Regions from separate parts of the Homo sapiens genome. Here region 2 is linked to region 1. Evidence: chromatin contacts called from ENCODE Hi-C or POLR2A ChIA-PET data. All regions are on one chromosome and are shown on one strand. Each heading gives the region's core, a stretch centred on a gene start or an enhancer-like site at or near the end of the contact. The rest is flanking DNA. Distances are from core to core; before and after follow the strand shown. Region 1 holds the start of CLUAP1 (clusterin associated protein 1). Region 2 holds the start of OR1F1 (olfactory receptor family 1 subfamily F member 1).

Region 1 (4,084 bases), core at 599-3,098:
ACACTGCACAACTGCAGAGCATTAATTTAAGATCAAAATATTCCGAAATCTCCGTGTGTGCGCTCCCCAACAAAACCCCATTCTACGTCCCCCGGCAGGGTGCTGGCCTCTCTAAAAACTATGTGGGAGGAGACAGTCATCCTGCATGATGTGTGGCCACCAAAAACCTTCAAACCCCAGAGGGCAGGATTCACACTCTGGTGCTCAGTGGCTGCATGGATAAAAGGTAATGCGTCTTCCTAGATATTTTTACATTGTAGAAAAGAGCAATTCATAACCAAAAGGAGTAATCTCTAATGCTAAAATTTCAGGCACCAACAATTGGACGAGAAAACTGGCTTTAAGAGACCCCTCGGATCACACCAAATTGGCAATCATCATCTACCTTTCCTTTTTTTTTTTTTTTTTTAAAGACAGTCTCACTCTGTCGGCCAGGGTGGAGCGCAGTGGTGCCATCTTGGCTCACTGCAACCTCTGCCTCCCGGAATCAAGCAATTCTCCTGCCTCAGCTTCCCAAGTACCTGGGACTACAGACGCGCGCCACCATGCCCGGCTAATTTTTTGAATTTTTAGCAGCGGCAGGGTTTCGCCATGTTAGCTAGGCTAGTCTAGAACTCCTGAAATTAAGTGATCCGCCTGCCTCGGTCTTCCAAAGGGCTGGGATTACAGGCGTGACCCACTGCGCCCAGCCGTAACCAACACTCTTAGCCTCGTTCTTCCACTTCCCCACCCTCTTAGCAAAGGAATTCGAGCTCCCTTCTCCTTACCAGCCCTGCAGAAAGGATGCAGATGGAGTTCAGGATGTCTGGAGTTCAGGCAACCTGAATTCAAGCCCCAGTGCCACCTCCTACCGCCTGTATCACCTGCCCAAGTTACCTGACCTCTCTGTGCCCGTTTCCTCACTACCAAATACAGGGGGCACAGAGTTGTTCAGATGATTAAAATGAAATGCGCATAACACAGAGCGGGCCCTGGCAGATCGTTAAAACTCAAAAAATGTTAGCCGCAATGATTATCACCCAGCCTCCTCTCCTCGGTTTCGTTGCTGGTTGTTTTTTTTTTGGTTTGTTTTTTGTTTTTTGAGATGTTGTTTCGCTCTTGTTGCCTAGGCTGGAGTGCAATGGCCCGATCTCGGCTCACCGCAACCTCCAAAGCGATTCTCCTGCTTCAGACTCCCGAGTAGCTGGGATTACAGGCGCCCGCCACCACCCCCGGCTAATTTTGTAATTTTAGTAGAGACGGGGTTTCTCCATGTTGGTCAGGCTGGTCTCGAACTCCCGACCTCAGGTGATTCGCCCGCCTCGGCCTCCCAAAGTGTTGGGCTTACGGGCGTGAGCCACCGCGCCCGGCCTGCTGTTCGGTTTTCTAAGCGCTAAGCTAACCCAACTCAAAAAATAGTCTCTAAACTCTCCATGCATTTTCCAATACGGTAGCGAAGAGCGGCATGCAGCTACACAAACAGAAATAAATTACACTTAAAAATTCAGTTATTCATCTGCACTAGCCACATTTCAAGCGTTCTGAGCCACACGCGGCCAGTGGCAGATAGAGAACTTTCCATCCTCGCTAGAAATGGCCGAAGAAGGGCCTGGGACGCTCGGCCGGGTTGCAGCCGCGGGTCAGGCGGTCCCTGAGGCGCAGAGGCCCGAAAGGAGCCTCCGGCAGCGCAAGCCTCAGGGATCGCCTACACAGGGGACCCGGCGGGCGGGAGCCCTGAATCTCTGGAAGACCCGCAGGTCACAGGGGCGCGGGGCTGCCTTACTGCGGAGGTCGCGGAAAGACATAACGCTCAGGTCCCCAGGAGCCCAGGGTCGCAACTGCTCGCCCCTCAGCGATCACAGGCCCAGCGCTCGACGATCTCTATGGCAACCAATGGACCCTTGGACGGCGCACGGTCAGGGACAAACAAAAAGCGAAGCGAAGACGCGGCGGCACGTGCATACGCACGGGGAGAGCGGGCCGGCAGAGAGCGCTCCTGAGACGCCGAGGGCAGAGGGCGTGGCGATACCGGCGTCTATGAGGGCTGCAAGCTTCCCAGCTTCTGGGCGTCTGTTTACACGCTTTGCGGACGTTTCGCGCTGGGTGACAGGTTCTGAGTACCTACTACGTGCTTGATATTGCGCTAGGCGCTTTCCATATTGCTTATTTCCCCCTCATTTCTATAAAGAATGCACGATGCTTGGCTGGGCGCGGGGGCTCACGCCTACAATCCCAGCACTTTGGGATGCCGAGGCGGGCGGATCACTTGAGGTCAGGAGTTCGAGACCAGCCTGGCCAACATGGCGAAACCCCGTCTCTACCAAAAAATACAAAAATTTGCCAAGCGTGGTGGCGCACACCTGTAATCCCAGCTACTCGGGAGGCTGAGGCAGAAGAATTACTTGAACCCGGCAGGCAGAGGTTGCAGTGAGCCGAGATCGCGCCACTGCCCTTCGGCCTGGCGACAGAGCGAGACTCTGTCTCAAAAAAAAAAAAAAAAAAAAAATGCACTATACTCAGGAAGCCCGCCTTCCCCCGTCCGAGGCACAGCGCGCTCCTCGTCGGAATCTGGTTGCCGAGCGGAGGACGGGATCACTGTGGGCGCCCAGAGGCAGGCCAGGCCTCGGTCTCGCGCACGCGCAGACGGCTCGGGCTGCACAACAGGCCGGAAAGGGGCCCTGAGCCGCTCGCGCCGCGCGGGTCCCGGCAGCCCTAGCCTCTGCATGGGGGCGCGAGGAGACGGCAGGAAGGGGCGGCCTCCACGTGTGAAATGGGGAGATGCCCCGCCAGGCGTGGCACAGCAGCCGGGTTTTGTAAGGTAGCTTGAGCAGGAACAAGGAAACAGCGTAGTGCACAAAGCGATTGGTTGGCATCAGGTTATTTCAGATGCATTTCTTTGGGTTAAAGCAGAGGGGGCTTCCTTATGCCAGCCTAGGTGGACAGGGCCCCTTTTGTTGGTTGCAGTGAATCTTCTGTGTTTTGGCAGACTGGCCTGTCTCTAAGTTCGCATTGATTACGTGGCACCTTGCACTAGCGATTCCATTCTGGTTTGGTCTGGTCCGTTGGTACCTTGTGCAGGAGCTCGCTCCAAAACAATGGCCTCCCATAAATGTTGCTTCACGTGTTATTAAGAAAAACAAAAGATAAGCCACAGTCTAGAAGAAAATATGCACAAAACACATATCTGATAAAGAGACGTGTATCCAGAATGTATCAAGAACTCTCAACACTCAATAATGAGAAACAGTCTAATTAGAGAATGGAGAAAACATTTTAAAAGCTACTTCACAAAAGAAGATATATGGATGGCTAATATGCAAATGAAGAGATGATCAAGGCTATTATTAGAGAAGTGCATATTAAAACCACAATGAGATATCACTATGAAGTTATTAAACTGGCTAAAATATCAGGTAACACGTTAAAAACCTAAAAATTAAATCTAGATAAAATGGCTAAAACAACAAAAAACTCTTGACAATGCCAAGGGCTTGAAAGGATGTTGATCAACTTGAACTTTTTTTTTTGAGATGGACTCTTGCTCTTGTTGCCCAGGCTGGAGTGCAGTGGCACAATCTCGGCTCACTGAAACCTCCGCCTCCAGGGTTCAAGCGATTTTCCTGCCTCAGCCTCCGGAGGAGCTGGGATTACAGACGCGCGCCACCGCGCCCAGCTAATTTTTGTATTTTGGGTAGAGACGGAGTTTCGCCATGTTGGCGTGAGTCACCGCACGCGGCCTGCATTTCCCTGATGATTAAAGATGTTGAACATCTTTTTACGTGTTTGATGACCATTTGTATATTTCCATTGGAAAAATGTCTATTCATTTTCTTTGCCCATTTCAAAATTGGGTTGAACATCCTTTTGTTTTTGAATTGTAAGTGTTCTTTATATATTCTGCCTATGAGACCCTTATCAGATATATGATTTGCCAATATTTTCTTCCATTTCATAGGTTGTCTTTTCACTTTTTTTTGTTGTTGTTGTTTGTTTGTTTGTTTGTTTGTTTTTTGAGATGGAGTCTCGCTCTGTTACCCAGTCTGGAGTGCCAGTGGTGCGATCTCGGCTCACTGCAAGCTCTGCCTCCTGGGTTTACGCCATTCTC
Region 2 (4,084 bases), core at 941-3,440, 310 kb after region 1:
CAAACAAAAATGAAGTCCCTGCCAATAGAATCTGTCCTCAGAGTAGACCAGAGGAGGCCCCAGTCCTGGTGGGCGCTGGGACTCAGGACGGGGTACCCGGGTTCCAGGGTTCAGTCCGTACTCCTTCCAAAACCAGGACAGGGGAGCAGAGGAGCCCCAAGAGGCTACACGCAGGTGAGGAGTGACGGGATGTGGGGAGGGAGAGGTCTCTGGACCCCAGACGCAAACACCCATAGCCTATCTCCACTGCTCGAGTGCCTGGCTCACTCTCTCATTAAGACTGCGACTGCTAGAACCGGGGATAGTGGGTGGGAGTCCCAGGCTGGACCTTTTAAGGCGTCTGACTGTGAAGATTCGGCTCTTATTGTATATAGGGACTTGTCTCTTCTTCGGTGCCTCGAGTTTGCACTGCCAGAAGTAACAAAAAACAAAACAAAACAAAACAAAAACCACCAAAAACCAAACAAACGACAAAAAAAATAGCTTGTCAAAAGGGCTCTGGCAACACTGGTGACAGGACTCTAGATGAATTTTAAGAAGAGGTAGTGGGATAGTAGGCGGCGTCAACATAGCTTGAGACCTTTGTACAAATTACCTTTGCAGGGCGTCCACGTCCTGCGCTGAGGTCTGTAAGTCGAGCCGAATCTAAAAAAGAGCAGGAAACGACTTTTACCCTGCACCAAAAGCCGGGCTCGTCCGGGATTTGAACCCGGGACCTCTCGCACCCTAAGCGAGAATCATACCCCTAGACCAACGAGCCACACGATTTACGCATTAAGGTTATCTTTGTGGGCGTCCTAGCATCCTGGGGGCGGCTGGGGCGGACCCAGCAGGACCCAGTGAGTAGAATCTTATTTCAGACCCGCCTGGAAGGGGCAATTTCAAGTGAGGATGGGTGTGGCGGAAGCCCAGAGCCCCGGCCCCTCCTCCGCGACGCACAAAATGGGGAGCAGCCCTGGCGCTACCACAATCCAGAAGGGCCCTGGGTCCTCGCCCGCCACCGCCACTCGGCCTTGAGTTGGGGATTCGGCGTCTCCGAGGCGCGCAGTGAGGAGCTCCAGCTTCCGCAGGACATGGGAACCTCCCAATAGCAGGCAGCGGCTGCGCTGAGGGTCTGCGAGCCTCGATCACTGCAAGCTCGCCTTGGAAACGCTGCAGTCCCTCAGCGTGGCACCAATGGGTGTTCAATAAAGGCCTGACGGAGTGCACGAGACACCAGCTACCAGGCACCCTACCTCGCCGCACCTCACGCTTCTCCGGCTCCGGTCCTCCCTTCTCCCCAGGGAAGCCAAAACCCAGAAAGCGAGTTTCCCACGTGGGCCTCGAACCCTAAAGGCTGACGCTGAGAGTCTCTTTTCTCCATCGACTGAACCAGCCCCGCAGCGCCTGCCTGGCCTCAAGTGCCCAGGATGGCTGAGCTCTCGGAGAAGACGGCTTAGGCCACCAACTACGCTGCGCACCAGGGGCGATTCTGCGATGCGCCCCCTTGCCCTTCACTGGGGGGAGCTGGCGGGACCTCCAGTCCCCAGGACGTGAGGAGGAGCAAGAATGAAGGCCGTGGGGCAGCAGGCGTCGGGCATCGGTTCCGGGGCACCCTTTACTGTCACTCTGCCCTTCCCTGTATCCAGATTTCACCTGACTCCCGAGAATCCAGCAGATCTGGGCTAAAAGGGGCTCCCTGTCCCCTCCAGATCAAAGCCGCGAATTCCCTCGCTCTCAGTGGGAAGGCCCCGGGGTCTGGGGGTGGGGACAAGGGCCGAGACCCCCACCCCGCCAGGGCCGACTGAAGTGCTGCCCGCGGATGCCCGGTCTTCCCCGCCTCCCTCCTCTCACTCACTCCCCTCCCTTCTCCCCCGCTTCCGGTATTCTCCCCTTCTCCGAATAAACTGGAATTTTAAGCGGAGGAGGGCTCACCTGGGACTGGAGCAGCCATACTCTGGAATCCTAGAAAAAATTTATGCCCCTGTAGCGACCAATGAGCCCGGCGCATTCTTCCTTATTCTAAATAACCTCCTCCTGCTGCACGGGGTCGTCTCCTTTAACCGCAGTTGCCGCAGTTGGCAGCGCTGGATCCCATTTCACCAAGGCGAGCGATTCAGGCCCGTCCGTCTGCGTCCCGGGACCCCGGGAGGTCTCCACTGAGGCCCTGCCAATAGCAGCCTCCCTCCGCCTTCCTAGTCTCCTGTCCTTGCTGAAAATGCGAAATGGGAAAAAAGAGAAGGAAAAGGGGGCTCGTCCGGGATTTGAACCCGGGACCTCTCGCACCCAAAGCGAGAATCATACCCCTAGACCAACGAGCCGCCGCTTCCTTTTTTCTTTTTTCTTTTTTTTTTTTTTTTTTTCCTTTTTCTGGTGGGGGACACGTCCTTCCGTCCCTGACGCAGAGCGAGACTCTCTCCATCGCCCCAATAGCTCAGTCCTTAGCGCGCGCACCTGCGAATCTTGACTTGTGGGTTCGCGGCCACCCTCAGATTTCCGAGGCAGGCTTTACTCCTGCTGGGTAAACCAACAAGGTTACCCGCTGAGGTTATGAGCTGGTGGTTTCAATGTCGTGCTGGTATGATATATAGGTGCATTTGCCTATTACTAAGGTAAAAGGATTTCCAGGCAGGATAGAGATGTCAGAAATCATAAAGGAAATACACAGATTTTATCCAAGGTTTTAAAACGGCAAATGATAATCCAAAGAAAATACAATCGAAGTTACAAACTAAGGGCTTATTACTGGGCTACATAGATTTCGAATCCTTTAAAAAATTACATAGGCATATTTTTAAAAGACATTTAAGAAAAGAAATGAAGATCTATGACAAAAAAGGCTTCGTCTTCCTCACCTGGGACTATGGAGCATAAACGCTGCTTGCCGCAGCCTCTCTGGCTGGCAAGTGTAGCCTCGGGCTGGCCCTAAGGGCCATAGGTGGAAAACAACTGAGCCTTGAAGTGGAGACTGGAGAAAAAGAGATTGTCCTAGAGCTTGCATGGGAAGAGTTTCGGGACCCAGAAACTGGAAACATTGGATTTCCGTGACAAAGTTTGCCAAGTAGCAGTACATGGTGCAATGGGTGTGTCTGGAGGCTGGCGTGAGGCGTAAAAGGCAGCTGGGCCCGCTGCTTCAGTGACTTCCTTGAGACTCAAAGGAAGCCAAGGAGAACCCTGTCTACTCACCTGCAGGCATCTCTCCCGGTGTCTTATGTATTGTCTGCTCTGGAAGTCACAGAAAAGTGAAGGAGGCTGGGCGCGGTACCTCCCGCCGGTATTCCCAGCACTTTGGGAGGCCAAGGCGGGTGATCACTTGAAGCCAGGAATGCGAAACCAGCCTGGCCAACATGCCAGACCGCTGTCTCTACTAAAAATACAAAAATCAGCCTGGTATGGTGGCGCGTGCCTGTAGTCCCAGCTACTCAGGAAGCTGAGGCACGAGAATCGCTTGAACCCGGGAGATGGAGTTTAGAGTGAGCCCAGACTGCGCCACTGCCCTTCAGCCTGACAGGGTGAGACCCTGTCTAAAAAAAAAGAAAGAAAGAAAAAAAAAAAGGAAACAGAATAGAGTCCAACTGCTCATTCTCGTCAGTTACTGAATAGGGACTAGACTCTGCTGGTTTCCATGAACTAACTCATGCTGTTTTCTTTCTTTCTTTTTTTGAGACGGAGTTTTGCTCTTTTTCCCCGGGCTGGAGTGCAATGGGGTGATCTTGGCTCACCGCAACCTCTGCCTCCTGGGTTCAAGAGATTCTCCTGCCTCAGCCTCCCAAGTAGTTGGGATTACAGGCGTGTGCCACCATGCCAGGCTAATTGTTGTATTTTTAGTAGAGACGGGGTTTCTCTGTTTTGGTCAGGCTGGTGTCAAACTCCTGACCTCAGGTGATCCGCCTGCCTCAGCCTCCCAAAGTGCTGGGATTACAGGCGTGAGCCATTGCACCCAGCCTCATGTTGTTTTCAGCAGATGCACGAGGAGTACACCATTATCTTCATGTCTACAGATGACACAACTGGAGCCCTGGAAAGGTTAAGGAATTAGTTCAAGTTCACACAGCCAGGAAGTGCCCTGGAAAGTCTGGCTAGAGAACCACGTAAACAGCTGTCT

Evidence for each region. A loop is a pair of places that touch in the nucleus more often than their neighbours do. ChIA-PET counts read pairs that join two places held with the same protein, here RNA polymerase II (POLR2A). Pooled maps may share reads with other maps.
Region 2: a map of mammary epithelial cell shows a loop between it and region 1 (9-fold over the local background). The contact joins the promoter of OR1F1 here to the promoter of CLUAP1 in region 1. A Hi-C loop is called at or near these places in 17 of 168 maps with a recorded cell type or tissue (A673, CD4-positive, alpha-beta memory T cell, CD8-positive, alpha-beta T cell and 13 more), 37 of 37 single-sample maps with no recorded cell type and 27 of 50 pooled maps. POLR2A ChIA-PET finds 5 or more read pairs at or near these places in 3 of 52 experiments (CD4-positive, alpha-beta memory T cell, OCI-LY7 and naive thymus-derived CD8-positive, alpha-beta T cell).

The regions. Positions count from the first base shown.
Region 1 is chr16:3,498,768-3,502,851 of GRCh38, reverse strand. It overlaps CLUAP1 (clusterin associated protein 1), which reads right to left and starts at 1,848. Exons shown (of 12, transcript NM_015041.3): 1 at 1,763-1,848. The coding sequence starts at 1,784. RefSeq lists enhancers at 72-588, 589-1,106, 1,614-1,993, 2,114-2,163.
Region 2 is chr16:3,186,310-3,190,393 of GRCh38, reverse strand. OR1F1 (olfactory receptor family 1 subfamily F member 1) reads right to left here and starts at 2,190. Exons shown (of 4, transcript NM_001370640.6): 1 at 1,915-2,190; 2 at 596-645. It overlaps TRP-TGG3-5 (tRNA-Pro (anticodon TGG) 3-5), which reads right to left and starts at 2,300; the gene lies at 2,229-2,300. It overlaps TRP-AGG2-8 (tRNA-Pro (anticodon AGG) 2-8), which reads right to left and starts at 760; the gene lies at 689-760. RefSeq lists a silencer at 632-791.